2 separate regions of the Homo sapiens genome follow, and region 1 is linked to region 2. Evidence: chromatin loops called from intact Hi-C (ENCODE). Cell type or tissue: MCF 10A. All regions are shown on one strand. Links, peaks and the distances in the headings refer to the core of each region. The heading gives the core; the rest is flanking DNA.

Region 1 (17,075 bases), core at 5,541-13,540, 730 kb before region 2:
AGAAACCCTGGCCACAAACAGAGGCCCCGTACTGTGACACTTGACCTCCTGCACACCCTCTGGCAAAAGCAATGTAAAGGAAGAATGCATTCCCCCACCCTCAGGCGCAATCACTACCGCCAAGGAACCAGAGTTAAGGCCAGCGCCCTTCTGGCCTTTATTCTGGATGAATAACTAAAGGGGCTTGCTGTGTGGGCTGGACTGAGACTGCTCCTGATTATCAAGGAGACAGAGCTTTACTACAACATGGATGCAAGGAGGGATGCAAGGAGGGAACCCTTTGAATGCCTGTTACTATTAATGTAAAAGTTAATAGAAGTTTATAGCAACCCCCCTATAGCAAGCATCCCAAAGGGCCCAGATCCCTTAGGAATAAGAGTTTTGGTCACCCCACTGGGTACAGAACATCATCTGAGATTTGGGCTGAGGTTAGAGGAAATATCAAATGAACTCTGGAGAAGGATAGTATAAAACTAATTTTTTTCTAGGATTTTACTTTGATGGTGTTCTGGAAATAATTTCCCATTTCTTTAGTGTTTTTTTTTTTTTTTCTTCTCTCACAGGAGAATACATTACTTTCTATAGCCTCTCCCTGGCTTCATATCCTTGTTTATGATTCAGGAGTATTTTTATTGCAGGTCTTTGTTAAATGAATCCTGTTAAGCTTGAAAATATTCTTAGTAAAATTTAATGATAATCTCTTACAGTTCAACGTCCATTCGATAGGATATAAAATTAAAAGGTCAGTTTCTTTACCTTCAATACCCTTAAGAAATTAATTTCTTCATGCATCCAGTATTGCTATTGACAAGTCTGATATCATTTTGATTCCTTTTTTGTTATTATATGATCTACTATTTTTCTCTCTGTCTTAGATATTCTGAAGTTTCACTATCCTGCTTGTCCATGTCAGTTTTCTTTTTCTTTTTCGTTTGACACCCTGTGGTGTCGTCAGTATAAGACCTTTCAGTTTTCTTTGTTTCTGGAGAATTTATATTTATTACTTATTCAAATATCTTCCTTATGCCTTTCTTCTTTTCCGTCTAGATCCCATTTTATCTGGATTTTGGTACTTCTCTCCTCCATATCTATCAATTTATTGTTCTTGTTTCTGAATCTCTGTGGACTCTTTCTAGGAGAGTCTCTCACTCCAATCTTTCTGTTGAGTTATTTGATTGTCAGCAGTATCAACTTTGGGGAAGTTTCATTCTAAAATTTGAATACCTTTCGTATCTATTGGTTCCACTGCATTCTTTTTAATGAGTTCTTATTGTTCTTTCCTGTACTTATTTTGTACTCTTATCTATTCAAGTATATTCGCATTGCTTGCTTTAAAATCCCAGAACATATACTACAATAAGATATACAAGGATGTCCAGCAGGCCTCTGACCTTCCCTTTGGAGTGACTGTACTCCTCAGGTCTTAAGTCATTTGGGCCTGTGGCTTATGTTCCCAGGGGAGGACCTGCTACTCTGGATGATTAAGTGTGAGGGGACAGAAAGAAGCCCAAGCTGCAGTGAGAGCCCCAAGGCAGAGAAGATCTGTCCAGAGCAGAGGGAATCACTGCGGCTCACTCCTACTGAGCTCTTTGGGGCCATCCCATCATCAGGGTTTTACTCTGAAGACAGAAATAAGCAGTATTTGGAGCCCAATACTCTTCTAGATCGTAATCTGTCATTTTGTCACCTGGAGCACTTTCTATTTATTATGTGATTTTAGAATGTAATTCTTACTGTAGAAATAAACTTAAAGCAGTACCATTAATAAAATTCTTGAAAACTATAAAGCACTAAACACCTGTAAGTTATTACTTTACTGCTAGGTGCAAAGAGGGGTTCAGCATGGATAGCTCTGAATGCTGTGAAAAGCTGCTCAAGATTCACAGCCTTTCAAGGGTTTTTTCTTTATAAAAATTCAAATTTCTCATCTACCTAAATAATGATGTAATTTAGATATGTTTAGGCTTTCCACGAGTTGTGTCTTGATACTATCTGTGAATTGATCCTATAATCTAAAAAACAATCTACTGAAAAAGCTAAACATATCATTCAGGGTCGGTCGAGTTAGAGAGGCAGAAACCACACAATGAGTTGAGCAAAGAAAGTTTAATGCAAAGAATTAATAACTAAAACGGGGGATTGGAGTATTGAAGAATTGGCTAGAGAGAAGTAGAGAGAACTCTTAAGAATACAGAAGTAGCTTGGATTCCTAGGTATTTTATTCTCTTTGAAGTAATTGTGAATGGGAGTTCACTCGTGATTTGGCTCTCTGTTTGTCTGTTATTGATGTATAAGAATGCTTGTGATTTTTGCACATTGATTTTGTATCCTGAGACTTTGCCAAAGTTGCTTATCAGCTTAAGGAGATTTTGGGCTGAGACGATGGGGTTTTCTAAATACACGATCATGTCATCTGCAGACAGAGACAATTTGACTTCCTCTTTTCCTGATTGAATACCCTTTATTTCTTTCTCTTACCTGACTGCCCTAGCTAGAACTTCCAACACTATGTTGAATAGGAGTGGTGAGAGAGGGCATCCTTGTCTTGTGCCAGTTTTCAAAGGGAATGCTTCCAGTTTTTGCCCATTCAGTATGGTATTGGCTGTGGGTTTGTCATAAATAGCTCTTATTATTTTGAGATACGTCCCATCAATACCTAGTTTATTGAGAGGTTTTAGCATGAAGCACTGTTGAATTTTGCTGAAGGCATCTATTGAGATTATCATGTGGTTTTTGTCATTGGTTCTGTTTATGTAATGGATTACTTTTATTGATTTGTGTATGTTGAACCAACCTTGCATCCCAGGGATGAAGCCAACTTGATCATGGTGGATAAGCTTTTTGATGTGCTGCTGGATTGGATTTGCCAGTATTTTATTGAGGATTTTAGCATCAACGTTCATCAGGAATATTGGCCTAAAATTCTCTTTTTTTTGTTGTGTCTCTGCCAGGCTTTGGTATCAGGATGATGCTGGCCTCATAAAATGAGTTAGGGAGGATTCCCTCTTTTTCTATCGATTGAAATAGTTTCAGAAGGAATGGTACCAGCTCCTCATTGTACCTCTGGTAGAATTCAGTTGTGAATCCATCTGGTCCTGGACATTTTTTTGTTGGTAGGCTATTAATTATTGCCTAAATTTCAGAACCTGTTATTGGTCTATTCACAGATTCAACTTCTTCCTGGTTTAGTCTTGGGAGGGTGTATGTTTCAAGGAATTTATCCATTTCTTCTAGATTTTCTAGTTTATTTGTGTAGTGTTTATAGTATTCTCTGATGGTAGTTTGTATTCCTGTGGGATCAGTGGTAATATCCCCTTTATCATTTTTTATTGCGTCTATTTGATTCTTCTCTCTTTTCTTCTTTATTATTCTTGCTAGCAGTCTATTTATTTTGTTAACTGTTTCAAAAACCAGCTCCTGGATTCATTGGTTTTTTTGAAGGGTTTTTTTGTGTGTCTCTATCTCCTTCAGTTCTGCTCTGATCATAGTTATTTCTTGCCTTCTGCTAGCTTTTGAATTTGTTTGTTCTTGCTTCTCTAGTTCTTTTAATTGTGATATTAGGGAGTCTATTTTAGATCTTTACTGTTTTCTTGTGTGGGTATTTAGTGCTATAAATTTCCATCTACACACTCCTTTAAATGTGTCCCAGAGATTCTGGTATGTTGTGTCTTTGTTCTCACTGGCTTCAAAAAACGTCTTTATTTCTGCCTTCATTTCGTTATTTACCCAGTAGTCATTCATTAGCTGGTTGTTCAATTTCCATGTAGTTGCATGCTTTTGAGTGAGTTTGTTAATCCTGAGTTCTAATTTGATTGCACTATGGTCTGAGAGACAGTTTGTTGTGATTTCTGTTCTTTTACATTTGCTGAAGAGTGTTTTACTACCAATTATTTGGTAAATTTTAGAATAAGTGCAATATGATGCTGAGAAAAATTTATATTCTGTTGATTTGGAGTGTAGAGTTCTGTAGATATCTATTAGGTCCACTTGGTGCAGAGCTGAGTTCAAGCCCTGGGTATCCTTGTTAACCTTCTGTCTTGTTGATCTGTCTAATATTGACAGTGGGTTGTTAAAGTCTCCCATTATTATTGTGTGGGAGTCTAAGTGTCTTGGTAGGTCCCTGAGGACTTGCTTTACAAATCTGGGTGCTTCTGTAATGGGTGCAGATATATTTAGGATAGTTAGCTCTTCTGGTTGAATTGATCCCTTTACCATTATGTAGTGGCCTTCTTTGTCTCTTTTGATCTTTGTTGGTTTAAAGTCTGTTTTATCAGAGACTAGGATTGCAACCCCTGCTTTCTTTTAGCTTTCTATTTGCTTGGTAGATCTTCCTCCATCCCTTTATTTTGACCCTATGTGAGTCTTTGTATGTGAGATGGGTTTCCTGAATACAGCACACCGATGGGTCTTGACTCTTTACCCAATTTGCCAGTCTGTGTTTTTTAATTGGGGCATTTAGCCCATTTACATTTAAGGCTAATATTGTTATGTTTGAATTTGATCCTGTCATTATGATGTTGGCTGGTTATTTTGACCATTAATTGATGTGGTTTCTTCATAGCATCAATGGTCTTTACCATTTGGCATATTTTTGCAGTGGCTGGTACCGGTTGTTCCTTTCCATGTTTAGTGCTTCTGTTCAGCAGGCCTGGTGGTGACAAAATCTCTCAGCATTTGCTTGACTCTAAAGGATTTTATTTCTCCTTCACTTATGAAGCTTAGTTTGGCTGTATGTGAGATTCTGGGTTGATTAGTATGTTTAGTCTTTTCTTTAAGAATGTTGAATGTTGGCCCCAACTCTCTTCTGGTTTGTAGGGTTTCTGCTGAGAGATCCAACTTACAAGGGATGTGAAGGACCTCTTCAAGGAGAACTACAAACCACTGCTCAATGAAATAAAAGAGGACACAAACAAATGGAAGAACATTCCATACTCATGGATAGGAAGAATCAATATTGTGAAAATGGCCATACTGCCCAAGGTAATTTATAGATTCAATGCTATCCCCATCAAGCTACCAATGACTTCTTTCACAGAATTGGAGAAAACTACTTTAAAGTTCATATGGAACCAAAAAAGAGCCCACATACCCAAGACAATCCTAAGCACAAAGAATAAAGCTGGAGGCATCACGCTACCTGACTTCAAACTATACTACAAGGCTACAGTAACCAAAACAACATGGTACTGGTACCAAAATGTTATATAGACTAAAGGAATAGAACAGAGGCCTCAGAAATAACGCTACACATCTACAACCATCTGATCATTGACAAACCTGACAAAAACAAGAAATGGGGAAAGGATTCCCTATTTAATAAATGGTGCTGGGAAAACTGGCTAGCCATATGTAGAAAGCTGAAACTGAAGCCCTTCCTTACACAATATACAAAACTTAACTCAAGATGGATTAAGGACTTAAATGTAAGACCTAACACCACAAAAACCCTAGAAGAAAACCTAGGCAATACCATTCAGAAGATAGGCATGGGCAAAGACTTCATGACTAAAACACAAAAAGCACTGGCAACAAAAGCCAAAATAGACAAATGGGATCTAATTAAACTAAAGAGCTTCTGCACAGTGAAAGAAACTATCATCAGAGTGAATAGGCAACCTACAGAATGGGAGAAAATCTTTGCAATCTACCAATCTGACCAAGGGCTAATATCCAGAATCTACAGAGAACTTAAACAAATTTACAAGGAAAAAACAACTCCATCAAAAAGTGGACAAAGGATATGAACAGCCACTTCTCAAAAGAGGACATTTATGCAGGCAACAGCCATATGAAAAAATACTCATCATCACTGGTCATTAGAGAAATGCAAATCAAAACCACAGTGAGATACCATCTCATGCCAGTTAGAATGGTGATCATTAAAAAGTCAGGAAACAACAGGTGCTGGAGAGGATGTGGAGAAATAGGAACACTTTTACACTGTTGGTGACAGTGTAAATTATTTCAACCATTCTGGAAGACAGTGTGGCGATTCCTCAAGGATCTAGAACCAGAAATACCATTTGACCCAGCGATCCCATTACTGGGTATATACTGAAAGGATTATAAATCATGCTACTATAAAGACATATACATACATATGTTTTTTGCAGCACTATTCACAATAGTAGAGACTTGGAACCAACCCAAATGTCCATCAATGATAGACTGGATTAAGAAAATGTGGCACATATACACCATGGAATACTATGCAGCCATAGAAAAGGATGAGTTCATGTCCTTTGCAGGGACATGGATGAAGCTGGTAACCATCATTCTAAGCAAACTATCACAAGGAAAGAAAAGAAAACACCACATGTTCTCACTCATAGGTGGGAGTTGAACAATGAGAACGCATGGACACAGGGTAGGGAACATTATACACTGGGGCCTGTCAGGAGGTAGGGGGCTGGGGGAGGGATAACATTAGGAGAAATACCTTATGTAAATGACGAATTGATGGGTGTAGCAAACCAACATAGCACATGTATACCTATGTAACAAACCTGCATGTTGTGCACATGTACCCTAGAACATAAGTATAATAAAAACAAAAACAAAAAAACATAATACAGAAGTAGCAAACATTAGAAGCAGCTACAACCCTCTAGGTCCAAGATGGAGAACCTGGGAAGGAGCCACCTCCACGTCTCTCACCTCTTCAGGGGCGAATTGCATTCCTTGTTGGAAAGGGTGTGCAATGGTCACTGGATGGGAGAGAAATCACAGTCTCTTTGCTGATGCAACTTGTGGGAAACCTAATATTTTGGGTTGCCAGGAAACATCTGTTCACAAAAAGGTGCTGCATCTCTGGACTCATTGCAAAGCTACCTGAGGGATTCCTGGGCAATTGATTCATGGAGAGGTGATGTACTGGTGGCACTCTGCTGTGATGACGCCTGAGGAGGTATCAGGGAAGCTGCTGGCTGTACATGATGCTGGCCAACCTGTACTGCAGGAACTGGGCCCTGGTGAATGTTCATGGTGGAGGAACCTAGTGAGAGATGTGCACCAAAACCAGGAAAATAAACCCTTTCCCCCTAGAGCAAACGTACAGCAGCACCGCCTACTGACAATATTGTACCAGCTGACAAAGGAGAACTATCCACAGGGCCCATCTCAGTTACTGCAGAATAAGGAATGGAGAGTGAATTTGGAATTGAGAGACAATAAGTGGATGACTGTCACAGTCAGTGTTAACAATGAGGTTTTGCTCTTTAGGAATAAGTTATCTGAAGACAAAGCAGGAGGAAGGTCTGTCTTGGTCCTGGATCACTGCTGCTAAAACTTAAGCATGCAAGTCAATCACCTGGGTGTTTAAATAGATTTCTGGGCCCCATTATGAGAATTCTGATTCAAGAGGTCTACAATGGGGTCTGATCATTTACATTTCTTACCAGTTCCTAAGGGATGCTTGATACCGTCTTCTCCTTTTACCTTTAGGTAATTTATCTATCATGAAGAGTTTCTTATTTTTATCACCTAGTTTTATGACCAGGGCCACACTTTATGTAGAACACTCCTTCTGTTCTCTTCTAACTTAGTTATTATACACAAGGAGAAGATAATCTTGATCTTTCTAAAAGCATACATTTGAAATCTTTAAATAAAAGCAGTCCCACACAACTGCATTTCTGATCATTTAAAAATGTATTTTCTTTTTTTTCAATTTAGGATTTTCTAAACAGATTAAAGAAAAGTAATAACTATAGTAATATTTTCTCAATTATTCTAGTACAGTATCTACTCACATCACATATTTAATATGACTTGGAATTGTCAATTTCACATGATTTAACACTACACAAAACATTTTCAAACTGCATGAAAATGTAACCAACAGGTTTTTCTATTGAGAAGTTGTAATATAAAAACGTACAAAAAGATTTGAGGGGAAAAAAAGTAAAAACTGTCCTGACAGCGGCTTTCCTTTGTTTCAATATGGGGTTAAATGTTAAGAATAAAGATAATTTGACCTAGCTCTATTTTTCCTAAGGTTTATAAAATATCTTTCTTTCATATAACTGAAAAATATGGTAACTGTGATATCTCTTTAGTCTTAGTAAAATAAACATGTCTTTATTAAGTTATAGGATGGTAATGAGCTTCACGTTGAGCTGAGGCACTAACCTGAGTTTATGCCCCTGGAGACTTTTGCTTTTCAGGCAAGCATACCTCAAGGTATACATGTCACGTTGTTTCAGGTGACCTTTAATTTTATCCCATAAAATAATGTTTGAGCTTATCTCATTTTGCCAATTATTTCCATGACTTACTGACACTCTTGCCAATAAATCAGTGAGGCTGTTTTCTTAATGTATAGAGACACATTACAGAAAAAGCCTAGGTGTGAGTCACAGTTCCTGGGGTTTTCACGTGAATTTACCAACAAGCTTAGAGGCCTTCAACAAATGCTTATGTTTCCCTTTCTGGGCCTCAGTTTTCTCAAACGTAAAAATGACAGATTTAAAGAAATTATTTCTAATGAACTCTCTACCTCCCTGATTTTATATTTTTTATCAAATATCTTAAAATATAATATTGTTGGGCTTTATTAAACAGAGCTCATCCAGAAAGGTTAATAAAATCACTGGGGTTTTTCTCTTTTATTATGATTTTTGAAATAACTGTATGAGTCTTTTGTTAATATAGATAAACAGTGTTGTATAATGGTGGACACGTGTTAATGTCTGGGCTGTTGTCCCACTGATTTTTTTTTTAATAACAATACTGATAACGGCAAATGAGGTATTAGCCTAGTCGGTGTACCACAATAAAAGGAACCACTATGTGGTAGTATAATGCAGAAAATGGTAGGAATCGGGGCTCTAGCTGTAATGAGATGTGCTTTGTCTGGTCATATGGTCTTCAACTTGAATTATTTAATCGATATAAACTATAGTGAACTAGTGACTTAGAGAATATTGATAACACTGTCAGATTGTTTATAAATAATACCAGCATTATACATTTTATAGTGAAATTCATTCCAAATAATAATGCTGAAATGTTGGCATTTTTCAATATTTCAAGAATGTTACAAGATTAATGAAAAAAATAACAAGTACAATGTTAATTTTTTGAATTGGCACTATGAATTATTAATTGTGGAAAAAGGATCGGGCAAGCAGAAAAGGTTTATTAATTTATTATTTTTAATTTTTTTTTAAGATTGGGTTGTTGACGTATCATTTTCCTCATTGCCATGCAGGTGTGAGGTGATGTCTTTTCAGTGATTCCAGATGAGGCATGGCCTAAAGCAGAGAATGACGCATTCTCAGATCATGCGATCGTCATAACTGGGCTTCATCCACCTTCCCAGAGATTTCCTGAGAGGCTCCAGTTCAGACCTTAACACCAGCCACTACCCCACATTTTCCCTCCACCACCACACATTAGCAGGGGAATAGAACAAAATGGTGAATTCAGTGGGGAGAAGTCCCTCCACTGGAATTCCCTCATGGGGAGATTATTCTCTCCTCTCCCAATGGGAAAATGCAGTAAGTGTCCCCCAGAAAAGGGGAGATGCAGAAGACACTTATGAAGACTTGGGTGAGTGGCCATGGTTGAGGTGCTGCTAGGAACCCCACAGCAGAAGGAGCAAAGATTATAGAGGACTGAGGCCCCGTGAGATTTCAGTTATTGGGAAAAAAATAAACAATAGTTGCACATGCATACCCCAATGAGGTAATATTGCTGAATGTACATCTATTACAAGGCTTTTTCTCCATATTAGAGCTAAATTTCAGCTGCCATCTAATTTCCTGTTAGAATTAGCACATTAGTAGGTTTGGATTTTGTGACGCATCTTAAAATTCTTCGTTTTTGCATTTCATTTGTCTTTTTGTCTCCTGTACCTGGCAGAGTGCCTGGCACAGAAAATGCACTCAATAAATACAGAACTAAAAAGACACCGAGGCAGGAGAATCACTTGAACCCGGGAGGTGGAAGTTGCAGTGAGCCGAGACGGCGCCATTGTACTGCAGCCTGGGCAACAAGAGCGAAACTCTGTCTGGAAGGAAAAAAAAAAAAAAAAAAAAAGACGTAGTGTTTGTGTGTTTGTGGTTATTTTGAGGATTTTTCTCATGGTATTTTCATTACTCAGTTTCCTGTGTGCTGTTCTTGAGGCAGCTGTTGTTAGAACAACCACACATATTAAAATAATCCACAGAATGTTAAAAAATACTGATGCCTAGATTCTCCCTACTTAAGATTTTGATCTAATTGGTCTGGGGTGTAAGCTGGACGCAGGGGTTTATAAAAATTCCCAGGAGATTCTAAAATACAGCCAAGATTGGGAACTACTGTCTAGATTATCTTCCTTCTTACCAATTCTTTCTTCTGCTGTATCTAATCTACAATTTTACCCATTCATTGAGACTTTAATTTTAACAATTGTGATTTAAATTTCTAAGACATCTTTTATTATTTTTAATTGATCTTTCTATTTTGCTATAGTGCCATTTTCTTATAGTTTCCACACCTGCTTTTATACTTTAATCATTTTAAATTTGTTTTACTACTTTTATGGCTAATTATTTTATAGGAAATTCTTCGGAATCTACCCGTCCTACTTCATGTGCACTGTCTCTTGCTTACTGAACCTTGTTCTCTTGCATGTTTTATAAATTTGAATTGTAAACCTAACTTAAAAAGAGTTCTATCTGGAAATCCTGACAGCATGGTTTCAAGGAGTTTTGATTTGTCTTTGGCAAAATACACAACAGTATCTCCACAGCCCTATAAATCCTGTTTTATATACATTTCTGGTGTTCTGTGTTTCTAAATCACAGAATATTTATACCTCCCCACTTCAAATCACTGTAGTGGACAGGGCTGGGGTTTAGAATTCCCAGAGAAGCATTTTTTCCCCTGCAGCCAGCAAAGGGTAGACAATGTTGTTCTTTGCCAAATGTGTTAGCTCTCTTTAATCATTACCTGCTTCTCCCAGGCTGAAAGTTTCTTTCCCTAGTTCCACAAAAAGCTGGGAGCCCAATCCCCTGGTTTGATCATTGCCCTTCCCTGACACCCCTCCAGGAAAGCTGTATCTCAGTTCATGTTATTTGCCCTGTGGTTTATTTCTGCTATAAGATTTCACTTCTTTGTTGGTACCTCAACTATGTGTTGAAAATAATGCTCTGATTACTTTATCTGGCATTTCTATGGGTTTATCTCAAGGGACTTTGCAGATGAGTCTATCTTCTTGATCACCTCACCCTCGTCCCATTCTTATCCCATCTTAACACATTGTGCATAACAGATGCTCCAGAATGCTCTTTGATCTCAGTGTCTACTCAGCCTCACTACTCCATCAGCCCCTGCTGTCTTGCTGGAGCCCTCAGTTACAAAGAGAAATATTTATCATCCTTTTACCTCCCTCATGGCTTATTGACTCAATTTCTTTCACATGTGTTCATGACACTTAGAGTGCTACCAAACTTGCTCCCTGTTATGGATGAAAGCGTTTCTTAATAGCTCACCTGTCCCAGGATGGTTGCAGGCCACAGAATGATCACTTTAAAATAGTCATGGATTTCTAAAGTTTTTAATGATTTTGAAAAAAAAAAAAAAAAAACCTAACTTTTTTCACCAAAGGGTCTTGCATGAATGCATTTTTTGTTTGTTTTGTGTGTGTGTGTGTGTGTGTATTTGAGACAGGGTCTCACCATGCTGTTGACTAGGCTGTAGTGCAGTGGCACAATCTTGGCTCACTGCAACTTCCATCCCCTGGGTTCAAGCAATTCTTTTGTATCAGCCTCCAGAGTAGCTGGGACTACAGGGACATGCTACCAGGCCCCACTAATTTTTGTATTTTTAGTAGAGACGGGGTTTTACCATGTTGGCCAGGCTGGTCTGGAATTCCTGACTTCAAGCAATCTGCCTGCCTCTGCTTTCCAAAGTGCTGGGTGGCATAAGCCACCGTGCCCGGCAGGATGTATATTTTTAATTAAATGAGTTCTACAAAATATATGAGATTGCTGGTTTTCTTTAATGTACTTATAGGTAAAGTCTGGCTGGTATCATGTACTTTACATTATAAACTAAAGTAGAGACTTGTGTATTTGCTACATATTCAAATTTACTTTGTTGATGAGGATACTGGGAGGTTGTGCTGAAAGATTCTTCTTTATTGATTGCACACATCTTAAAGGGAAGAAAGTGGTTTACAAAAGACATTTTAAAGGACTTCTAGAAAGATAATAAAATAGTAATCAAGAAAAAGAGATGGTTGCTCCAAAATAATATGGTGGGAAAACAATAATAAAAATAACTGTAATGTAATTGGAAATTAGTTTTTAAATTATATTGGTTTACTTAGCTTTTCAAAAAACAAAAGAAATAAAAGATAATGAAAATAACATCCATCATCAGATTTCTCAGACTGCATGAAAATGTCCTTGCCCTTAGTTAAAAAAAAAAAAAAAATCAGTGTCTGTTGCATGTGATTAGCCAGGCTTGGTTTTGATTGTTTCCATTACGATCTTCTTGTTAGAGTGTAATGAGATGCAGTCCTGCACGTATGAATACCCATCGCCTGTCACTGAGCCATCTGTCCACAACTTAAAGGCATGAAAACGCTGTCTGCAGTGAATGAGAAAAATGGAAATTTATATTAGAATCGTTCCTTTTTGTTCTTTGTTCATGATTGAAAGCCACTCGACATCTATTCACTGGGATTCAGACATTTAACAGGCAACCTATCTAACAACTTTAAAATGTATTCTAAAATTGGGGTCTATTTTGACATCTGGACGTTGGCCAATCTTTTCCCTGAACCAGCTTTTTTTTTTTTAAGAAAGCTTTAAAAAATAGACTTTATTTTTTAGAGCAGTTTTAGGTTTATAGAAAAATTGAGCAGAAAGTACATAGCTCCAGTGTACTCCCTTCCCCCAACCTCACTTTCCCCTATTAACATCTTGAATTGGTGTGGTACATTTGTTACAATTCACAAACAAATATTGTAGTTTAACTGTGCCCCCAGATCCCCTGTCTTTTACCTATGCATGTTCCTGCCGCAATCCCTGGGGTTCACTGAGAGGTTTTACTGCCTCTATAGTTGTTCATTTTATAAATATTATAACATTGGAATCTTACAATATATTGTCTTTTCAGACTTTTTTCATGTAGCAATATGTATTGTACTAGTTTTTTAATTGTCTTTAATTTCGATTTTTAAAAAATTACTCACCAGTCACATCACTAATGTCCATTACCAAGTTAAAAAAATTTGTCAGGAAAACATTTAAACAAGTTGCCAGAATAAGATTAAAAAATGTACTCAATACTAAATAGCTCACTTTATAAATGGAGATAAATAAGAAAGGAAAATAAAACAGGGTGATGATGTGTGATAGAAAGAGATATAGGCATATCTCTTTGAATTTTTGAGCCTCAGTTTCTTCATCTCTGAAATGGGGATACTATTATGACATTCCAAGTTCTTCACGGTTAGACATCTTATGTGATGTATATTGAAGGCACTCAATGGCAATGAAGGAAACAGAGAAGAAGCAGAGAAGAAAAGTCACAAGAAAGAGGATGAGAAGGATGAAAATGCTAGAAGAGGAGGGAAGATACAGAAGTAGGAGGAAGGAGGAGACTTTGCTGTAACCTAAAGTAAAAGTTGTTTCTGAGAACAGGGTTTCATCACATCAGGATATGAGACTGTCTTGATAGGTGTGATGTAGAAAAATATTTACCTTTTAGAGGGTCTCCTGGCCATGGGAACCTAGGTGATGTTTCAAGAATCATTTTCTGAAATCAAAATAACAGCACAACAGCTAATGCCCATTTCTCTTCCTTAATGATTTTGAAAATATATATAAAGAAAAAGAATTAGACTAACGATAGTGGAAGAAAAATGGTAATACAATATAACTATCATATTTTAGCTATTTCAACCCAAAATACTCCTTTTTCCTGGTTTTCCATCAGTCTTATCTCTAAATATTACATATCAAAGTAACTATTACAGTCTTCTTAAATATGGCTGAATGTTAAAGATCAAGATGTCACTTTGCTAATAACTATGAAACTACATAAGAATTTGTTTCAACCTAAGAAACATGAAAAGGCAAATAATTGTTAGGGGTTCTATACACCTAGATAATGCGTTTTACAAGGAAAGTTTCTTCTTTGAGCTAACACAACTGATTTAATCTAGGCAGCCCGTAAGTTTTCCTAGCAGTAAGGATCCTTGGAAATCTTACTTGAGGAGAAGGGAAACTCTTTTAGGCATCTGTGGGCTGGCGTCCTTGACCCCTCAAGAGTTATCTGAACTCTGCATATCCCAGGGGTATCATCAGAGTTATACCCTCTCCAGAGAAGATGCACCAACCACATTGCTCACACAAGTGGACAAGACTGACACCTACACATTTTGAACCCTAAGTCTCTAGTTCCTAGAATTCCTTTCCCTGAATCTACAAAGCCAAGGGACACTCAGGGTGAAGAGTTAGTCTGTCCCTTCCTCCTCAAACTCCTGGGGCACCCTCAGATCATCCTTAGGCACGCCCACCTTCTCAGTGCTGGTGAACCAGTGTTTTATCTGAGAGTCTTCCAGAGCCTTCTAGTTCATGTTTATTTATGATTCCCGGAGACCAGCCCTAGTCTCCTTTTGTCTCTGAGGTAAACAGCCCTACTGCAGCCTCGTCTCTCTCTCATCAGGCTCTGTGGGAGCTGAGACAGATGACACTTCTTTGTGTCCTGGCGTTATGCAGACACACAGAGGAGTGCCTTTCAGATCCCCTCAGGACTGCTGTGCTCATAAGACTGGTTGGCTGACAACCCCAAGTTTTTTGCTCCTTCAGGATCCACCCGACTCATGCTCAGAGCTGCCTCCAGAAAATGAGCAAGGGCCTCATTGCAGCCCAAAACAACTCAGCTCTAACAGGCCAGCTTTCCTGCAGAGCAGCCCCTTGGGCTGACAGAGACTTTGTCAGCCTGCATCACAGCCCGGTGGCTTCCCTGTTGCTGTTCCTTTTCTTTCTTTGGTGTGTCTCCTCCACAAAACTTTTGCCTTCCTAACTTGGTCTCGGCATCTATTTCCTGTGTCAGGTATTACCTACACAATGAACTAAACCAGTCCTTAACTGAAGAGGGTGAGACCCATGCTGGGACTCCAACATCATGATTAAATGATGACTAGAAGGTAGAGACCAAGTCTCCCTCATGGCCCACAAGGATTGTGCATAATAACCTTTCAATAAAGGTTTGCTGAATTCCATTTTCAAATATCTTGTGCTTCAGAATTCATCTTTGGATACAACATTTTTGCTTTTTATTAACATAGCCATCCTCCACTTCCCCTAAAGCATACATATGTATGTGTTGGGCAGAAAGTCTACACTTTCTTTGCTTAGGCATGATTGTACTGATTAAAAACCACCTCACAAATTCAGGTTAACCCCTTGACTGCTGCAATCTCCTGCCTTCACACAGGAAGGATGCCCCTTCTGTTCTTCATTCTTCCTTCCTTGGTGTGACTTAGTGTCTCTGCAGCTCTTTTGGCAGGCTGTGCTGGGATGTCATTTTCCAAGAAGGGGTCCACTTATTCAGATGAATGCCTCCTTTATTTATTGTAAAATGTTTTGGCAGCTATGGCAAATAGAGATTAGGTGTGGGCTGCTTTGCCTTTGAACACAACTTGCTGAAACAGTAGGGGACGCATCTCCCACATTCCGGGAGGATATGCCATCTAATAAGTCACATGGAACCCCTGAAATTTCCATTCACAAAAGGATCACATGGAACCCCTGAAACTTCCATTCACAAAAAGATTGCTTTGGGTAGGCAGCACATAATAAGGTGCCTTTTCTGCAACATTATTAAATAGAAAGTTTCTTCATGGTGCCAGGAGGTTATATTCCTTGTAAAAGTTGTGTTCCTTCACAAGTTGTGTTCCTTCACCATTCATAAAGGACTGTTGGGAGATAGATTTGGGCATTTGGGGAATTAGCTTAATTTACTTCTTGAGCAAAATCTCCAGGAAATCAACATCTGGCTCTTCATTTCCTGTCTACCAGTCATCTTTTGTACTCTCTGTCCTTTGGTATTTTCCATGCCAGCAGCACAAACTGGAAGAAACCAAGGACCCTCTGATCACCTGATCCAGCAATGTTGTTTTACCCTTTTTAGGTGATCTCTCTTGACTTTCAATTCTAAATCTCTCCTGTCTTTTCCAGTTTGACATTCTCCTCTTTGGTTCTTCTTGCTCTTGAATCCTTTTACACCTTCTACCACCTAATGATAAGCTTCCTTGGGCTCAGTTTTGGTAAAATTACTCCTTATCAGAAATTTACTCTTTTTTTGTTGTTGTTGTTGAGACAGAGTCTCGCTCTGTCACCCAGGCTGTAGTGCAGTGGCGCGATCTCGGCTCACTGCAAGCTCTGCCTCCTGGGTTCACGCCATTCTCCTGCCTCAGCCTCCTGAGTAGCTGGGACTACCAGTGCCTGCCACCATGCCTGGCTAATTTTTTGTATTTTTAGTAGAGACGGGGTTTCACTGTGTTAGCCAGCATGGTCTTGATCTCCTGACTTCATGATCCACCTGCCTCGGCCTCCCAAAGTGCTGAGATTACAGGCGTGAGCCACTGTGCCCAGCCAGGAATTTACTCTTACGACTTTCAAATCTATACAACATTCACTGAATATCTGAATTGAAATCCCATTTTGCCTAATTGTCTATGAATTATGAATCAATATTTCCTAATCTCTATTCAAAATCAGTGGTTAATTTCAAATGGACATAAGCCTCTCAGGAATGCAGCGTGAAGCTCTTTATTCAAAGCATAGTTTTTAAACCTGAGATCCACAAAACCTTATGATGGCCATTATTATAGGTTCCTTAAGATTGTGTGCCCAACGGTGTGTGTGTACATATATTCAGCTGTATGAACGAAGCACACAAACTGAAGAAGTGTACACATAGTAGAGAAAATGGACATTATTCAGAGTGGATATATTGTGGGTGAGCCCAGATAGAACCCATTAGTCTCTACAACAGAGAAAAAATGGCAGTGATGGCTTTGGTTTCCTTAAAACAAAACTCTCCTATAATAACCTGAAGCCTTCAGT
Region 2 (17,075 bases), core at 3,536-11,535:
AGCTCTAGTGGAATTTAAATCTCCAATAAAGAATATCTATATCCATAAAACAAAAACATCAACAAAAATCACTTCCTCAGATAGTTTTCTGACAATGCTATTTACAGTAGCTCTTCCCACCAGCAACTCATCACGACACTCAGCTGATTTCCATCGTAGCATTTGTAACTGTCTGAAATCCTATTTTTATCATAGTTCTTTACTTGATTATCACGTCTCTTCCTCCACTACAGGATAAGCTTGAGGGTAGAGTCTGCAAACGCAGTATTCACAGCTGTACCTGTGGTATCTGTGTCGGAAAAGGCTACACAAATAAAACTGTTACATAAGCACCCAAAATGTTATCAATTGATTCGATGCACTTTTAAAATGTTTCCATGGTGCTCCAGGACCTTCCAGGTGCCCTGGGTACTGCCTACAAAGCTAAAGAACAGGGTCTCCACCTACACGGAGCATCCAGTGTGGTAGCAAGTTAGCAGCATCTGCCTTATGTCAGGCCCTTTAGATGTGTTAACTTGTTTAATTCTCATAAAAACCCAAGGCGATGGGCATGAATCATCCCAATTTATAGATGAGGAATTAAGAGTTAGAGAGGTAAAGAAATTTGCCCAAAGCCATGTAGTCAATCCTGTGTGTTCTTCCTTCTTTCCCATGTTGCCTCCAAACGCATTGTCTAGTATGTTAGTTTATTAGGGCTCCCATGAAAATACTATAGCACTGGTTGAATTAAACAAAAACTTATTTTCCCAGAGTTTTGGAGGCTAGAAGTCCATGTCAAGGTGTCAACAGGTATGGTTTCCCCTGAGGCCTCTCCCCTTGGCTTGCAGACGGCCGCCTTCTCTATGAGTCCTCACATGTCCTTTTCTCTGTGTGTGAGTGCTTCTCATAAGGACACCGGTGCTATTGTATTACAGCCCTACCCTTATAATCTCATTGAACCTTAATTACCTCTTTAAAGGCCCTATCTCCAAAGACATTGGAGGTTACAACTTCAACATATGAATTTGGGGTGGAGGGCCTAATTTAGTCCTTAACACCTAGAATCTGAGTTTCTCAGTCACAAGACTGTTGGTATTTTGGACCAGATCATAATCGCGGGGAGCTTCCCTGTGCACTGTAGAATGTTGAGTCGCATCCCTGACCTCTACACAATAGATTCCAATAATACCATCCTTCCCAGGTGTAATGATTAAAAATGTCCCCATTGTCATATGTCCCCTGGAAGACAAAAATCCCTTTTGGAGAACCACTGTTCTAGATCCTTTTTATAAGATGAAAACAACTTGAAGAGATTTGAGAACATGAGGGTTTCAAATTGTTGTGAAGGGTGAGAGTTCATTCATCAGAGCAAAAGGATTTCTGGACAATACCTAGGAGGGCTTCTGCCCTTGTGGGTTTGACATAACACAGTCCATGGGGTGACTCTCTCCTGTACTGCTATCCCACAGAAGGAAACAGGCCCTGGGTATATCTGGGACTGGCTCATACCAAGCAAATGAGATAGAGCGGAGTAAGAAGGGAGAACCTGCCTGGTGATTTTTGAGCTAACGAGAACCCTGTTGAATGCTGTGTCCTTGGATTGGGACTCCTCTCTGTGCCCCCTATGAAGCCTCCAGCCACATGGTGAAGCTGGTTTCTAGCTAGTGCTCTTCCTACTTTTCACATGAAAAGACCACAGCCCTACAGCCTTGACCAGTTCAGCAAAGGCACGGTGGAGCCCAGATTCCAGCCCACAGACCCTGACCTGCTCCAGAACAGGACACTTTGCTGCATAAAGGTCTTAAGAGTCACTCAATTCCTACTCTCCCCAGTAAAAGGCAAAGCCTTCCATGGCCTTTCACCATCTTCCCTCTCAACACTGTCGCAAGGCAGGATTTAAACATCAATCCAGGACCCACCGGCTCTGGTTCCACAGTGTGTTTGCTCACAGGAGTACTTTCCCTCTCCCCGCCCGTCCCTCATCACACTCAAAAATATCCAAAACTGTAAGATTCTAGCTGTAGCCAGATGGCTTTCACACTTCGTGCAACAAATTCCCAGCGACTCATCTGTCAGTATCACCTCTGGAGCGTGATTTGTGCTTCCTGCTGCCTCAGGCAAACAGGACCTTCGAAGACCATGGTGCTGTGATCAGGACAACCAGGGGGAGGTCATGCCACTCACTCCCCTCGTACAGACTGAATTCAAGGCAAGAGTGAATTTACGGTGTTTGGGGCTTTTATTTGTTTTTACTTTATAGTCAGGCTGAAGTGAGTGCAGGGCTGTGAAGAGTGGTTCCTTTAATGATGCAACACAACTCAAAGGATGTTTTCCCTTCTTTTCAGCATGAGTGGATAAAATGTGAAAACCCATGACTTTCTGATTCAAGTCTAGGCCAGTTCCTGGGAGATCAAATATTCCACCTCACCCATAGTAGTTAAAGATATGGGGGCCGGGCGCGGTGGTTCACACCTATAATCCCAGCACTTTGGGAGGCCGAGGCGGATGGATCACAAGGTCAGGAGATCGAGACCATCCTGGCTAATACTGTGAAACCCTGTCTCTACTAAAAATACAAAAAATTAGCTGGGCGTGGTGGCGGGTGCCTGTAGTCCCAGCTACTCCAGAGGCTGAGGCAGGAGAATGGCGTGAACCCAGGAGGCAGAGCTTGCAATGAGCCAAGATTGCGCCACTGCACTCCAGCCTGGGTGACAGAGCGAGACTCCATCTCAAAAAAAAAAAAAAAAAAAAAAAAGATATGGGTCACAGAGAAAATAATCCTATTATATTAACATGATTGTGAGCTTTCAAATTCTGGCTAAACTCACTGGTGGTCATAGAGCCCTTTGGCGCTCTGGAATGTGGGACAAGATGCATTCATTTTGCTGTGTAGAGCTTTATTTCAAGGGAATCTGTGTGGGTGCGTGTGTGTGTGAGTGAGTGTGTGCATCTATCTCCCTTAGCCTCTCTTGTTGCTGGCAGGTTCATAATAGAAATCGATTAAAGAACAGAAATAAGAACAGAGGCAAGCATCTGGGCTCACATTAATCCTATTAAGTGTTCAGATGCTCTCGTTTAAACGAACCTGCTGGTTTTGATAACTGCACAGGTTTTCACTGAGTAATCGTGCTTCTGTCACACACACACACACAACACACACAATAAAGCCAGAAAATACTTGTGAACATGGAGGAAGTTGTGTAAGTCAATGCAGAGCATTCGTTGGTGTGTGGCAGACAATAGCTGCTGATGTTTCTTATTTCTTTAGTCTCTAATTTCTTATCCTTTTATTGCTCATGGCAACTAAGCCAGAAAAGAAAATAAATGTCAGAAGACCCAAATCAGTCAATATTTTCACTTGCTGTGATTTTTATAAACATTAAATTGAAAGGACTAAAGACAGAGGCTAAATTAAAGTTTTTGACTGTAAAACCTCCCTATTATTTATGTTACTGAGCCATCTACAAATTTCCATCTCCCTCCCTGGGCTTCCAAAAGGATGGATGATGAAAAGCCAGCTCTAAATCATATCCTCACTGTTCACACCATGAGTTTATATTCTCCCTCAGTGCAGAGGCTCTCTGGCTTTAATAGCCACATGGGGAAGGTTGGTAATTCTCTGTTTCTCATATTTGCCTCCTTGATCGATTCATTCTTTAAGTCAACAAATAGTTATTCAATGCCTGCTATGTGTCAGGCACTGTGCTAGTCACTGGGGCTATCTGGTGAGTAAAAACAGATAAAGTGCCTTTACTGGGGCGCTTATGAGGGGAAAAACATCAATCAATCATTCAAGTCAATGGAAAATCATAACTGGGAAGTATAAGCAATGAGGGGCCTGGTGTTCCAGGAGGGAGGAGAGGGAGGAGATGCAGGAGAGCTGACCTTGCCCCAGGGAGGCTGCCAGGAAGAGGGGAAAGTGAGCTAAGAGGGAGGGGTGTGCAGAAGAATGATGAGAAAATTCAAGGCAGGAAAAGCTGTGGGTGCAAAAGACCCACGGTAGAGGGACCACGGCTTGTGATTTGTTCCAGACATGGATTGCAACCCACTGTAGAGCAAAGGGCAGAGAAGAAATAAGAACACTGGGCTGGGCATGGTGGCTCACGCCTGTAATCCCAGCACTTTGGGAGGCTGAGGCGGGCAGATCACGAGGTCAGGAGTTCGAGACCAGCCTGACCAACATGGTGAAATCTCGTCTCTACTAAAAATGCAAAAATTAGCCAGGCGTGGTGGCACACACCTATAGTCCCAGCTACTTGGGAGGCTGAGGCGGGAGAATTGCTTGAACCCGGGAGGCAGAGGTTGCAGTGAGCTGGGATCGCACCACTGCATTCTAGCCTGGGTGACAGAGCGAGATTCCATCTCAAAAAAAAAAAAAAAAAAGAGAAAAAAAGAAAAGAAAAGAGAAACAGGCAGGTGTCAGGCCTGGTGGTATCTTTCATGTGGGTGGTGGGGGGATACAAAATCAGATTTGCATTTCAGAGAGATTGCTCCAGCTACCCTTTGGAGAATGGGGATAAGACCTGCAAGAATCAATGTGGAGAAATCAGTGAAGAGGCTGCTGCAATCGTCTCGGGAAATCACGGCTGGGATGAGAGTGGTGACAGGGCCATGTGGAATATAAATGTCAAGAGCCATTTAAACAGTAAATAGAAATACCTGGTAATGAATAGAATGTGAAGGGTGAGAAGGAAGGAGAGGTGGAAGGGGAGGCCCAGATTCCTGGCTGTTTTGTCCAGAGATACTGCAATTTCTTTCAAAGGAGTGCAGGAATTGACATTTATTGAGTCCCCTTCTATGGGCCAATTTCTCTTCTAGGCACTTTAAAATACAACAGAAGCTCATTAGAAGGAAGGGGCTGGGGAGGGGAATGGAGTGGAAGGGAACCATATTCTAGAAGAAGCAGATCTTAATTGAACAAAAAGAATTGACAGGTTCTCCCAGAAAAACGGAAGTGATTTGAAAAAAAAAAAAATCAGTTCATTTTAATGAGTATTTGCTGAAATCTGACTATATAGCCAAGCATTGAACTAGTTGCTGAGGGGTTCAATTGTGCTGTAGTTAAGAAAGAAAGGCCTTATGTAAGAAGACACAAGAAGTCAGAGGTGGAGGGAGGGCAGAAAAAGAGAGAGCAGGATCAGGGGAGCATGGGATGGGTAGAGAGGAAGAGCAAAAGAGAGACCCAGAGTTATCAAGATGGAGACAGAAAAGAAACAGAGAAAGAGACATAGAAAGAGAAAAAGCCAAAAAGATAAAATAGAGAGAAAGAAAAACTGGTCCAGAACATGATGGAATTACACTGGGCAGACAGCAAGGTCGCTGCCAGAAATGTTGTGGGCCCCTGCAGAGTGATGTCTCCAACTGGCGTAATGACCTTGAGCACTGCCCTTGGAGGGTCACCAAGATGGTGGAGCATATGGGGGCTGGGGGTACAATGTGAGAGTTTGAGAGACAATGGGACACAGCAGGATTCTTGCTTCCCAAGTGAAATACATATTCTTGCTTCCCTTATTAAAATAAAATGTATTTGATGCTATTTTCTTTTTATTAAGTACTTTTTGTAACTCAGTATTGAGAGTGTTTCTAGATGGGGAGCACTGGACCATCAGGCATACAGTTGCAGCTCAGTGCCAGTGTGTCACATCTTCCATTAAGGCCATTCATGGGCACTTGTGGCAACAGAGGATACTTATAAAAGGAGGAGTTTCTGCCTCTCCCTTAGGAGGACACGGGCCTGGCATTGTCCGTGAGGTGGTAACACAAGGGAAGCATTAAGCACAATGCCTGGCGTAAGCACATCATGATGTGATGTGTGGTCACCTGGCCTGTGAGGCAAACGTGATTTTAAAAGACAACCTGGGTGCCGTACTTCTGAAATAGGTGCCCACCTTGCAGACACAGCAAAGGCCCTAAGCACCATAGCCCTGAAGGACGCCATTACCCTGAGCCATAGTTTCACATGGTCAGCAAAGACCGCTTACTAGAGAAGCACAATAGCACCAGCTCAGCACTGACATGGTGCCTGGCTGATTAGCCCAGATTTCACCACCCAGGAACTTGAAGATCTAAATTTTTCCAATACGAAACAGCCTGTTTATGTTTGGCTTTTTAAAACCTACCCTTTTTCCTTTTCATAGCCCCATCCCCTGAGATTAACCTCGGGGCTGGATCTGGTTTCCTGCTTGGCAGTAAAACTTCGATTCACTGCTCAATATTTGATTCCAAACTCTGCATTTTCTCTTTAACAACAGGCTGTTCTCCTCTCATTTCCTTAGCACACAGGTTGAGGAATATAGAAGATGCTTGATCAAACTGGGTAAATTGAATTTGCTAGAAAAATAGAATCAGAGGGCCAAATAACCTTTGCATACATAAATACAGAAGAGTTCTTTTCTTTACCAGTGCCTGTTTTGCACAAACATGCATTAAAAGGCTTGGAAAAACATCTTCCAAAATTGACAATTGTTTTGTTAAGGGATTCTTTTATTAATTTAAATATGTATATTCATGTTTTCTAATTTTCCATTAACAGAGATATGTTATTGTGTGATATAAGCGGGTAATATCATCCATGCTGTGATGGTTAATACTGATTAACTGATGGTTAATACTGAGTGTCAACTTGATTGGATTGAAGGATACAAAGTATTGATTCTAGCTGTGTCTGTGAGTCTGTTGCCAAAGGAGATTAACATTTGAGTCAGTGGGCTGGGAAAGGCAGATCCACCCTTAATCTGAGTGGGCACCAGCTAATCAGCTGCTAGCATGACTAGAATATAAGCAGGCAGAAAAATGTGAAAAGAGAGACTGTGACCTAGCCTCCCAGCCTACATCTTTCTCCCGTGCTGGATGCTTCCTGCCCTCGAACATCAGACTACAAGTTCTTCAGTTTTGGAACTCGGACTGGCTCTCTTTGCTCCTCAGCCTGCAGATGGCCTATTATGTGACCTTGTGATCGTGTGACTTAATACTTAGTAAATATATATATATATATATATTCCATTAATTCTGTCCCTGTAGAGAACCCTGACTAATACACATGTTTTATGGGTATTTTATTTGTAGTAACACAACTCTAAATTATGTCACCGATTACAAGGGAAATGATGACCATTCTTTATGTCTAACCCTTGATTGGCAGTAAGGAAAACAGATAATATTAGAAAAACCCTAACTTTTTAAAATATTTTTTTAGTGGAGAGATAAGAACATTTCCTATAGTCTATAAAGGGAAAAGACTAGACTTATTAGAGGAGATTTTCTGAGATGCAGGGAACAGACATTATAATAAACGCACTGCTAGTAAAGAAATTGTTTTTTAAAAGAAGAATTATACTTTTTAATATGCAGAAAAGAAAATCTTTGAAGATGTTAAAAATTCTGTAACTTCTGTAGATGTACTGAGTGTAAATCATAATTAATTTATATTTGGAAAGGAAACAGTTCTTAAATATACAGTAAAAACCAAACGACCACTATCTGGAGTTATCTCCTTAAAAATGAGCATTCTCCCTCAAAAACATTTAAGAAAATCTGGGACTATATGGAAGACGACAGCTCACTTGTGACTGTGCTTATGAAGGACACTGGAAGCCAGGAGAAATTGGCAGTGAACCTGCTTTAACGGAAACAGTGTCTAAAGGCCTTTGACTTTAAACTTGTCCATCATCTGGGGAATCTTTCTAGCCATGTTGATCTAAACATTTCTGAAAGCTTTCTCTTGGAATTGGCTTCAGGACTAGGTTACAAACTAGTCACACTGAGAAAAATCAATCTCTTCACAATGTTTTAGCTATGTCTTATGACTTTTTTTTTTAATGTTGCTTTTGGCCACTAGAGGGTGGATTCTACTTATTATCTAGGCAAGTGAAAAAGGAAAAAAAAAAAGTTACTCAGGAGTTTAACAAAAGAGGAGGACTAAAAAGATAAGTGTGGGGAGGGGGGAGGGATAGCATTAGGAGATATACCTAATGCTAAATGACGAGTTAATGGGTGCAGCACATCAGCATGGCACATGTATACATATGTAACTAACCTGCACATTGTGCACATGTACCCTAAAACTTAAAGTATAATAATAATTAAAAAAAAAGAAAAAAAAGATGTCTTTTACAAAAGGAAATAGATGGCACAGAGGGATGCAAATGAATCTGCCAGGTTATATTTAAAGAAGAAATCCCATTCCCTTTAATAATAAAACATAACATTCAAATATTTCTCTACAGCTTGCAAATTCACCAATATGTCCTCTATAAACATATGGTGTCTACAGTTTAAATTATCCATTGTAAAGTGGCCTATTTTTCTTACTTTTTATTTAAAATATTTTTAATGCAAATGTTTGTAATACCATGATTAAAGCACCAAGATTAAATACTAAGTATAATGACAAAATAATATTTTATAATTTGAGTTAAAGATTATTGTGCTATGTGTGTTTACATATAAACAGTAAGAAAAGCATTTTAATAAAATAATCCCATACCCTCAATTGATTATCTAGCATGTTTATAAACACATAAAAATGGCTGGTTTATAATTGAGGTGAGGAAGATGATAAGAAAGTTTAGAAAAGCAAAGGTAGACATACACCCTCACATTCCAGAAGTTTTTCATTATGGGATGCACAAAGATGGGTGCTGGGGCCAGCAAAGGCAACAAATGGGTGGGAGGGGGGAAAATCAAAGACTAAGACTCTATTATGGCACTTTGAAGAGAAAATAAAACCTAGATAATTACTTTTACACAAGTATGCATACTAACAAAGAGAAATTTTAAACGGTATAAAAGTATAGAAGAGTTTTAAAATGTTTATTTCCTTTTAATTTATTTCACAATCAATTGGTTAAATTTGGTTTAGTTGACCTCTTAGTTACTAATAGACATTCATTTGAGGTATCCGCACTCATCACACTTGGGTCTCAGTGCAGTCCCCAGACCAGCAGCATCAACACCACCTGGGAACTAGTTAGAAATGCGTGTTCTCAGGTCACACTCAAGACCCGCTGATTCAGGGACTCTAAGGGTAGGGCCCAGAACTCCATGACTTAAACCCTCTAACATGGTTCTGATGAGCACTCAAGTTTGAGAGCCACTAAGCTATAGAATAGAAAAGTATACAACGTCTCCCACAATCTCTGACTCTCACAAATGCGGGGAAATGGTAGGGGTTGTCCAAGGAAAATGCTACATATAGTGTGGTTATGGGATTTTTTGTGTTTTGTTGTTGTTGTTGTTGTTGTTGTTTTGAGATGGAGTTTCACTCTGTCGCCCAGGCTGGAGTGCAAAGGCGCAATCTAGGGTCACTGCAACTTCCGTCTCCTGAGTTCAAACAATTCTCCTGCCTTAGCCTCCTGAGTAGCTGGGATTACAGGTGCCTGCCACCGTACCTGACTAATTTTTGTAATTTTAGGAGAGACAGGGTTTCACCATGTTGGTCAGGCTGGTCTCGAACTCCTGACTATGTGATCCGTCCGCCTTGGCCTCCCAAAGTGCTGGGATTACAGGCGTGAGCCACCGTGCCCAGCCGGTTTTGTATTTTAACAGCCATGGCATCTCCTAAGCGCGTTTAACTAATCCAACCGCAAAACATATGGTCAGAACATGTACCAGCTATGGGCATATAAATAAACCAACAGTGAAACATATAGTCAAATGATCTACCAGCCATCGGCACATGGACTAAAGGAAGCTACCCTCCTCTCGAGGTTTACATAAGGGAAAAAAGTAACACAAAGGAATCCCAAAGTGACAACAAATGACGTATTGGAAAAGAAAGGCCAGAATGAGGGAAAGTAATAAGGATATAGCTGTGGCACAATGTGTTCTAGTTCCTCACTGTATGACTAGGAGTCACACATGCCTAAGCGGAATGAGGATAAACAAGTTCATATTCAAATTCGTGAGGGCAATTTTTCCCACATCTCTGATCTAGCTTCCTTAACCCACAGGAATAATATTTTTGCAGAAAGGAATGTCAGAAAATGGAAGATATTAGAAGTATTTAATACAGCACCAAGATTAAGATTTTGAGTAACATACAGACCAGTAGGTAATATTAAAAATAATATTATAGTTTTGTAAAGATTAAGTGTGTTTCAAATTGACTATCATATACTAGACATTTGTGAATTAGCTTTTTGCATTCCTAATTATCTTGCCGAAAATTTGCTCTGAAGGTAATTTATGTTGCTTATCTTTTAAAATATATTTTGAATAAAACATAAAAGCTCTACTTTAAAAAGGAAAGAAAGAAAAAAGCATAAACAATCTAAGGTAACAATTTTTGCAAACCAAAAATTGGGAACCATGATCTGACAAAGTTGCGCTGTTTCCAATTATATATCAGAGGTGGCCTCATAGATACATAGTTTGGTAGCAAAGTATTTGTGTGATGGAAAACAAAATACTGTGACTGGGATTATTCCAGAAAATTTTGGTACACGGAGTCCACAATGCAGACCACGATTATCTTTCTGGCTGTATTTACTTTCATTCCCCTATCACTGGGGACATTCACAGGCACAATGCAATCGTGTCATCCTCTAAGCTTTCTATTAGTCATTGCCATTCTCGAGTAAATATGCTAAATCCTAAATATTGTTAAACACCAGGGAAATTTCTCATGATCCTTTAAGAACAGTTTTAGAAGCACACACCTTCCACTTGGCCACTATCCCTAAGGGCTACAAATGCCCAAGGGCTGAAGCTGACAGTCAGGACTTCAGCTAAAGAATTTCATGGGGAAATTCAGCCTTGATGCAACTGGATTACAAAGAAAATTTCAAAATGTAAATAAATCAGAAATGACAACTCAATTATATGAGTAAATTCTGAATTCTCTTCCAACTTTCTTTATTAAATTAAGGATGCCTAAACACACAGCATTTGTTCATTTAAGAGTTGATAAAGCAGTGAAAAATCAGAAGTGTGTTTTTATTTGGTGACTTAAGATTCTAGGAGAATATATATGTTAATAACCTGAAGGGAAAAATGAAACTTCTTTGAAATAAAGCCAGGAACAAGGCTCAATCTATATGGAATTATGAGGTAAGTAAAGAAGTTTTCTCCTAGACATTCCTTATCACTTGAGTAGGCAAGTTCAGGGGACCTCACCATTTCTTTTCAAGCAACCAAAGATTAAACACTGTTTTTCAACTTTCTTTCTCCTCAAATCTGCTTACATATATAGAGACAATTTATATATATATATATATACACACACACACACACACACACACGTGCACACACACACACAGACACATCACATCACATTCTTCACATATTTAGGTTTAAGGTTATGGTAGATTGAAAAAAAAATAGCTACAAGTTCTGTGCAGCTCCTCCTATCAAGAAACAGAGTCTATAAGCTTGGCCCTGTGACTTGCTCATGCCACTGGGACATTGGCAAACAACAGAAGAAGCAGCTTTAAAGAGAGCATGCATATGGGACCTTGTGTTCTGTTGCTGCTTTCGGAACCCTACAATCGTGGGAAGAAGCCCCGACTGGTCTGCTGGATGAAGAGAGACATGTGGCTTAGTTGCCCCCATCACTCCAGCTAACTGCCAGCAATATAAGAGGGGTCATCCAGGACCCGGCAGTCCCCAGCTGGCTTGCCAGCTGACCACAAAAGCATGAGTGGGCACATGGAATAGAGAAGAGACATCCCAGCTAAACCCTGCCCAAATTATCAACCCACAGAATCACAAACAATAAGTGGTTTTCTTAAGCCATCAAGTCTTGGAATGTTTTGTTACACAGCAATGACTAACTAATACAAAGGTTGATTGCCAGGTACAATGTCTAACTTAAATAAATAAAACCACAAAGATAAACTTTTAGGCATCAGAGACCTGGTAAAAAAGGTATTTTTACGGAGTAGTAAAGAGGAGTCTTCTCAAAATAGTACCACCAGGTACTACATATTCCTTAGTTTAGACCTACTTTAATTGGGCTTATCCAATCTAAAAGCAACACCTACTAATGAATTGAACCTAGGACATTCACTCTGATCTGAGGCATCAGAAACCATCTGGTAGAGTAAAATTGAAACATGATCTTGGTAATCATCAACATATCATTAAGACTTCAGTCCAACCAACTAAGGACCTCTTTAGGCAATTCCTATAAAACCAAGTGGGATTGTAATTTTTTAATGATTTTGGCAATATGTTTATTCACAATATAAACTGTTTGGTAAAAGATAAACATGTGCCTAACAAGTTAACAACATTTGATTGTGATTTTTTTTAACTTTTATTTTAGGTTCAGGGATACACAGGCAGGTTTTTCATATAAGTAAATTACATGTCTCAGGGGTTTGGTGTACAGATTATTTTCTCACCCAGGTAATAAGTATAGTACACAGTAAGTAGTTTTTCGACCCTCATCCTCCTCCCCACTCAAGCAGGATCCAGCGTCTATTGTTCCCTTCTTTGTGTCCATATGTACTCGAAGTTTAGCTCCCACTTATAAGCGAGAACATGAAATATTTGGTTTTCTGTTTCTGTATTAGTTTGCTTAGGATAATAGCCTGTGGATCCATACATGTTACTGCAAAAGACATGATCCCCTGCTTTTTCATGACTGCACAGTATTACATTGTGTATATGTACCACTTTTTAAAAATCCAGTCTACCACTGATGGGCATTTAGGTTGATTCCGTGTCTTTGCTATTGTGAATAGCGCTGTGATGAACATATGTATGTATGTGTCTTTCAAATTCAGGAAATGCAGAGAACACCTATGAAATACTACAAAAGAAGGCCATGCCCAAGATAGTCATCAGATTCTCCGATGTCAAAAATGAAAGAAAAAATGTTAAAGGCAGCTAGAGAGAAGGAGCAGGTCACCTACAAAGTGAACTCCATCAGACTAACAGCAGACCTGTCAGCAGAAACCCTACAAGCCAGAAGAGATTGGGGACCTGTATTCAACATTCAAAAGAAAAAAAAATTATAACAAGAATTCCATGTCCAGCCAATCTAAGCTTCATAAGCAAAGGAGAAATAAGATGCTTTTTGAACAAGCAAATGTTAGGGGAATTTGTCACCACCAGACCTGCTTTACAAGAGGTCCTGAAGGAAGTGCTAAATATGGAAAGGAAAGACCATTACCGGCCACTACAAAAACACACTTAAGTACATAAAGCAGTGACACTATAAAGCGGTCACACAAGCAAGTCTGCACAATAACCAACTAAAAACATGGTGACAGGATCACATCCACACATATCAATACTAACCTTGAATGTAAATGGGCTACATGCCCCAATTAAAAGGCACAGAGTGGCCGGTTGGATAAAGAAGCAAAACCCAATGGTATGCTATCTTTGAGAGACCCATCTCACACACAATGATACCCATAGGCCAAAATAAACAGATGGAGAAAAATCTACCAAACAAACAGAAAACATAAAAAGGCAGGGGCTGCTATACAAATAGGATTTTAAAGAGAGCATTGAGGCACTGCATAAAGAAGCACGTGAGTGAGATGGAAGAGGAAATGCTGTTTTGAAAAATCAATACCCGCTATGAGTTGACAATGTTCTGGGATTTAAAGAAAAGGTTATGTATCAATCTGCTTCAGGCAAACCTAAGAGCTCTGAATCTTCATTAAAACTGAAGCTGTTCTGTAAAAGCATTCAGTGAATGCAGCAACTTTCACAGTGTGCTTTCAAACTGCAAATTAATGGGCATGATAGAAAACAATGGAAGAAATACAGGGCATTGTCCCCAGGTTGTTGTATAAATCCAAACCAATGAAGAATTTAAATGCATAGTGAAGGCTACAAGTCCAGAAAAAAGTAGGACATGCAGCAAATCTCCTTATTGGTGGTCTAATTGGGACTCAGGAAGTAGACTACCATAAGTCACAATATATCTCAAACATCACCTATAATGGCACATTGTTACAGAGTTTCCAATCCTCCATGATTGACATTGACGGCAAATCATTTCCACTAAGCCAGTCTTGTGGGAAGGCGTGCTACTGAAGGAACATGTCATCAAAGCTATCTCAAAGTAGAGAACTAAAAACAACAAAAGTCAAATATGAAAAGGAAAGAACATTTCAGGGACTATAATGTCACCAGAGCCAGGTGAAAAGAAACAACATCAAAGGAATCCATGACATATAATCATCAATGCAGGAGGTTTTCAGGGAATCAGGTGGTAAGAAAAATTGCTAGTAGGCATTGGGGACCCCAGAAATGAGAAGAGCTAATCAAGAGAAACTACCTAGGCTGAAGGGTGCATAGCTGTCATGTGGTTATGTCTGCATTTCTCATTTGAGTCACAGGAAAGGAAGTTTCTTTAATTAGGTGCATCCGGCAGGCATCAAATCAAATAAAATCATAAGCTTCAGTCACAGGTAGTTCTCAGCATCAATTTCAAAGAAGTGGATTGCTGGATCTACAGAATGAAGCAAAGACAGAAGAAGGGGGCTCCCTACCTAGATGCGGTTCAATACCCTTGGAAGTCAGAGTTGCGCTTCTCTGTGCTGGGAAGTAGGAAACGTCTATTGGTCAAGTATCATCCATTGAACTATAATGAAGGCCACCTTTCATGCCAAGCTTTGAGGCATCCACTTAAAGATCCATCTCAGGAGCTATGCTGAGACAGAGGAGTCTGGAATCTTGTTCTTGTGATTGGTTCAAACATAAGTGAGAGCCCAGGTTTGCACCTAACTTGGGGTGTCACATGTAGGCTTCTGAGGATTAGGGTTAAAATATCACCTCCGCCTCCTGTTGTTTAAACTCTCAATGCCTCCATTACCTTATCCTTAAATAAAAGAATAGGAATACTCCAACGGGGGGCAAGTAAGAGAAAATAAGTGTCAGGTGTTTGGCACACAGTCTATTATAAATGCAGTAAGCTTTCATAGATAGTCGCTACTCTAGTCAAAGCCAGATGGGATGAAGTCACTCTCTGGGTCAACAGAGCTGAATCAATGTGGCTGACAAATCCCAATTTAATATATTAATTTGAAGTGGCTATTAACACAGCTACCACTTGAAAAATCTGGTTAGAATACCTAATGGGTACGATGTACATTATTTGAGTAATGGCTACCCTAAAAGCCCTGATTTCACCACTATGCAATCTATGCGTATAACAAAATTATACTTACACTTCATAAGCTTATACAAATTTTTAAAAACAGAAAAATTTTTCAGTCAGTTATTTACCCTTGGTGAGTCAAGGCCACTTTTGACCCCATTTGCTATTTACTCTGAGCTAACAGAGGCTCCAGCAGGTCCCAATTGCCTGGATTCAAGTCCCAGCTTCATCCTTAACTGGCTGTATTGTCATGGGCAGAGAAATGACAACAACAATGGGTCCCACTTCATAAGGACTATGGGGATTCAAGAAGCCAATTCAATCAAAGAGCTTTGCCCAGCATCTGGCACTTAAATAGTTATCACCGGAGTCACAGAAAGCCACCATCAAGGCAAGCAGTCGCTTAACCCTGCAAGAAGTTGAATGTGCACCCATTATTCAAGAATGCCCACTATGGCCATTTCATCTCACCTCCAGTCCAACTCTAACCTTGAACCTCATATAAAAAGAATAAAAACACAAATGTAAAAATGTCCTCAGTGGTCTTTCCCAAGTAACGGAATATCCAATGTCTGCGCTAATGCTCCACCATTTTATAGATTTCAAGGTGGAGGACCATCTGTATCATTTCATTTGAGCTTCACAAGCCAGTTATGTTTGTCTGCATTTTAAAGGTGAGAAAAGTAATGCTGATAGAGGCCAATGGCACAGCTGTTCGGAGGCAAAGCTGGTACTTAAATTCAGCTCTTCTCAACGCTAAGCTCAGGCCCCTTTCCATCCAGCCAAGGAAGAAAGGCAAGGCATGCAGGATTTCAGTTCTAAAATCCAGATTCACAGACATTCTCAACAGTGAAAGAAAACAGTGATTGGATCATAATAATTTTCAACCACATAGTAAGAGTCAATGGCTTTGTTACAAAATAGTGGTAGGGAGGTCCCCATCTGACCCTCCAGGGCCATAAGCTTGATGAGAATGTTCTGATACTGTGCTGGCAGGGCTGCAAAACGAGCTGTCCTCAGAAATGCATAGGTTAGTGACGTTAAGTTGTTACCAGCTGCCATTTGCAACTTTCATTCCAGGCAAGATGACGTAAAATGATTTCTGCTGTCCTCACAGACTCTGCTAACTCCTATTTTTAGTAGGCAAATCTCACACCTTTTCAACACTACTGCAGCAAAGAATGAGTTCTGAATGATTTGAATTTTGAGGGAAAGTCAGGGAGTGGTGGGAGCAGAAATCCCTTACAATTAAAGACCAGTTCATTAACGTTTTCATACATATGGATTAACCAATTTAAGTGAGGTGAAAAAGCAGCCTTGTGAATAGATTTGTAATATCAGGAATCTCATAAAAATTTCATGCTCCACCAGCAAGTGCCCTTGGCTTAACAGCAGTGTCCTTCCTCCCCTTGTATTAATTTCTCAGGTCAGAAGCCTAAAGAAGGCAAATATCACGAATTCTACCTGAATGCCCCCACAACTTACAATCAAACAAGATGAAGATGGAGAATGGCTGTGGCCACAGTTTGGAAGCATGCTTAGGAAAGGTACCTTAGCGTCTGGACGTCTAGTGGAGCCTGACTCAGCTCCTCACGCCCTGGGCAGTGCCCTCTCATCCTCCTCCCTCCCCTGACTCCCAGGATACCGCCCTCACCCTGCAACCTCCCGACCTCCCAACTCACTGCTGGCTCCTCTGCCCTCTCCTGTGGCCACTACTACCTCCAACCTCAAAGCAAGAACTCTGCAACTCTCTTCCAATTTTTTCCCCTTTCTTTTTACACTCTCACCCTCTCCTATCTTGATGGCTTCCATGACTTTCTCTAGCATCCATACAATGGGAACTCTCTCTATATTTTTTCCCCTGGTTTCAGTCTTGTTCCCACATTCCAGCCCCAAGTAAGAACCATTTACCGACACATCCATGTTGCTCAGCCTGCTGTACCCAAGCCCTAAAGAGGGTGCGTATGCACATTTCCCATTTCCTCTGAATCACCCAGAGGGGTCCTTTGACTCCATTCACACCCTTGTTCCCCGC

What was found. Peaks named below come from ENCODE experiments on the same cell type or tissue, not always from the same donor. Only the 100,000 strongest peaks of a DNase experiment are listed, where the experiment ranks them.
Region 1: it touches region 2 in a loop (11-fold over the local background); 2 of 110 quality-filtered maps call a loop at or near these places.

Annotation. Positions count from the first base shown.
Region 1 is chr2:228,690,801-228,707,875 of GRCh38, forward strand. No RefSeq gene overlaps it. Among named protein-coding and RNA genes, the nearest start is that of LINC01807, 88 kb to the left of the region's middle. In MCF 10A, for the core only: a CTCF peak has its summit at 8,802; DNase peaks (open chromatin) are centred at 8,351, 8,811 and 10,101.
Region 2 is chr2:229,423,731-229,440,805 of GRCh38, forward strand. All of the region lies in intron 8 of DNER (delta/notch like EGF repeat containing), which reads right to left. Among named protein-coding and RNA genes, the nearest start is that of PID1, 160 kb to the left of the region's middle. In MCF 10A, for the core only: CTCF peaks have their summits at 7,806 (motif pointing right) and 8,007; DNase peaks (open chromatin) are centred at 7,811 and 10,671.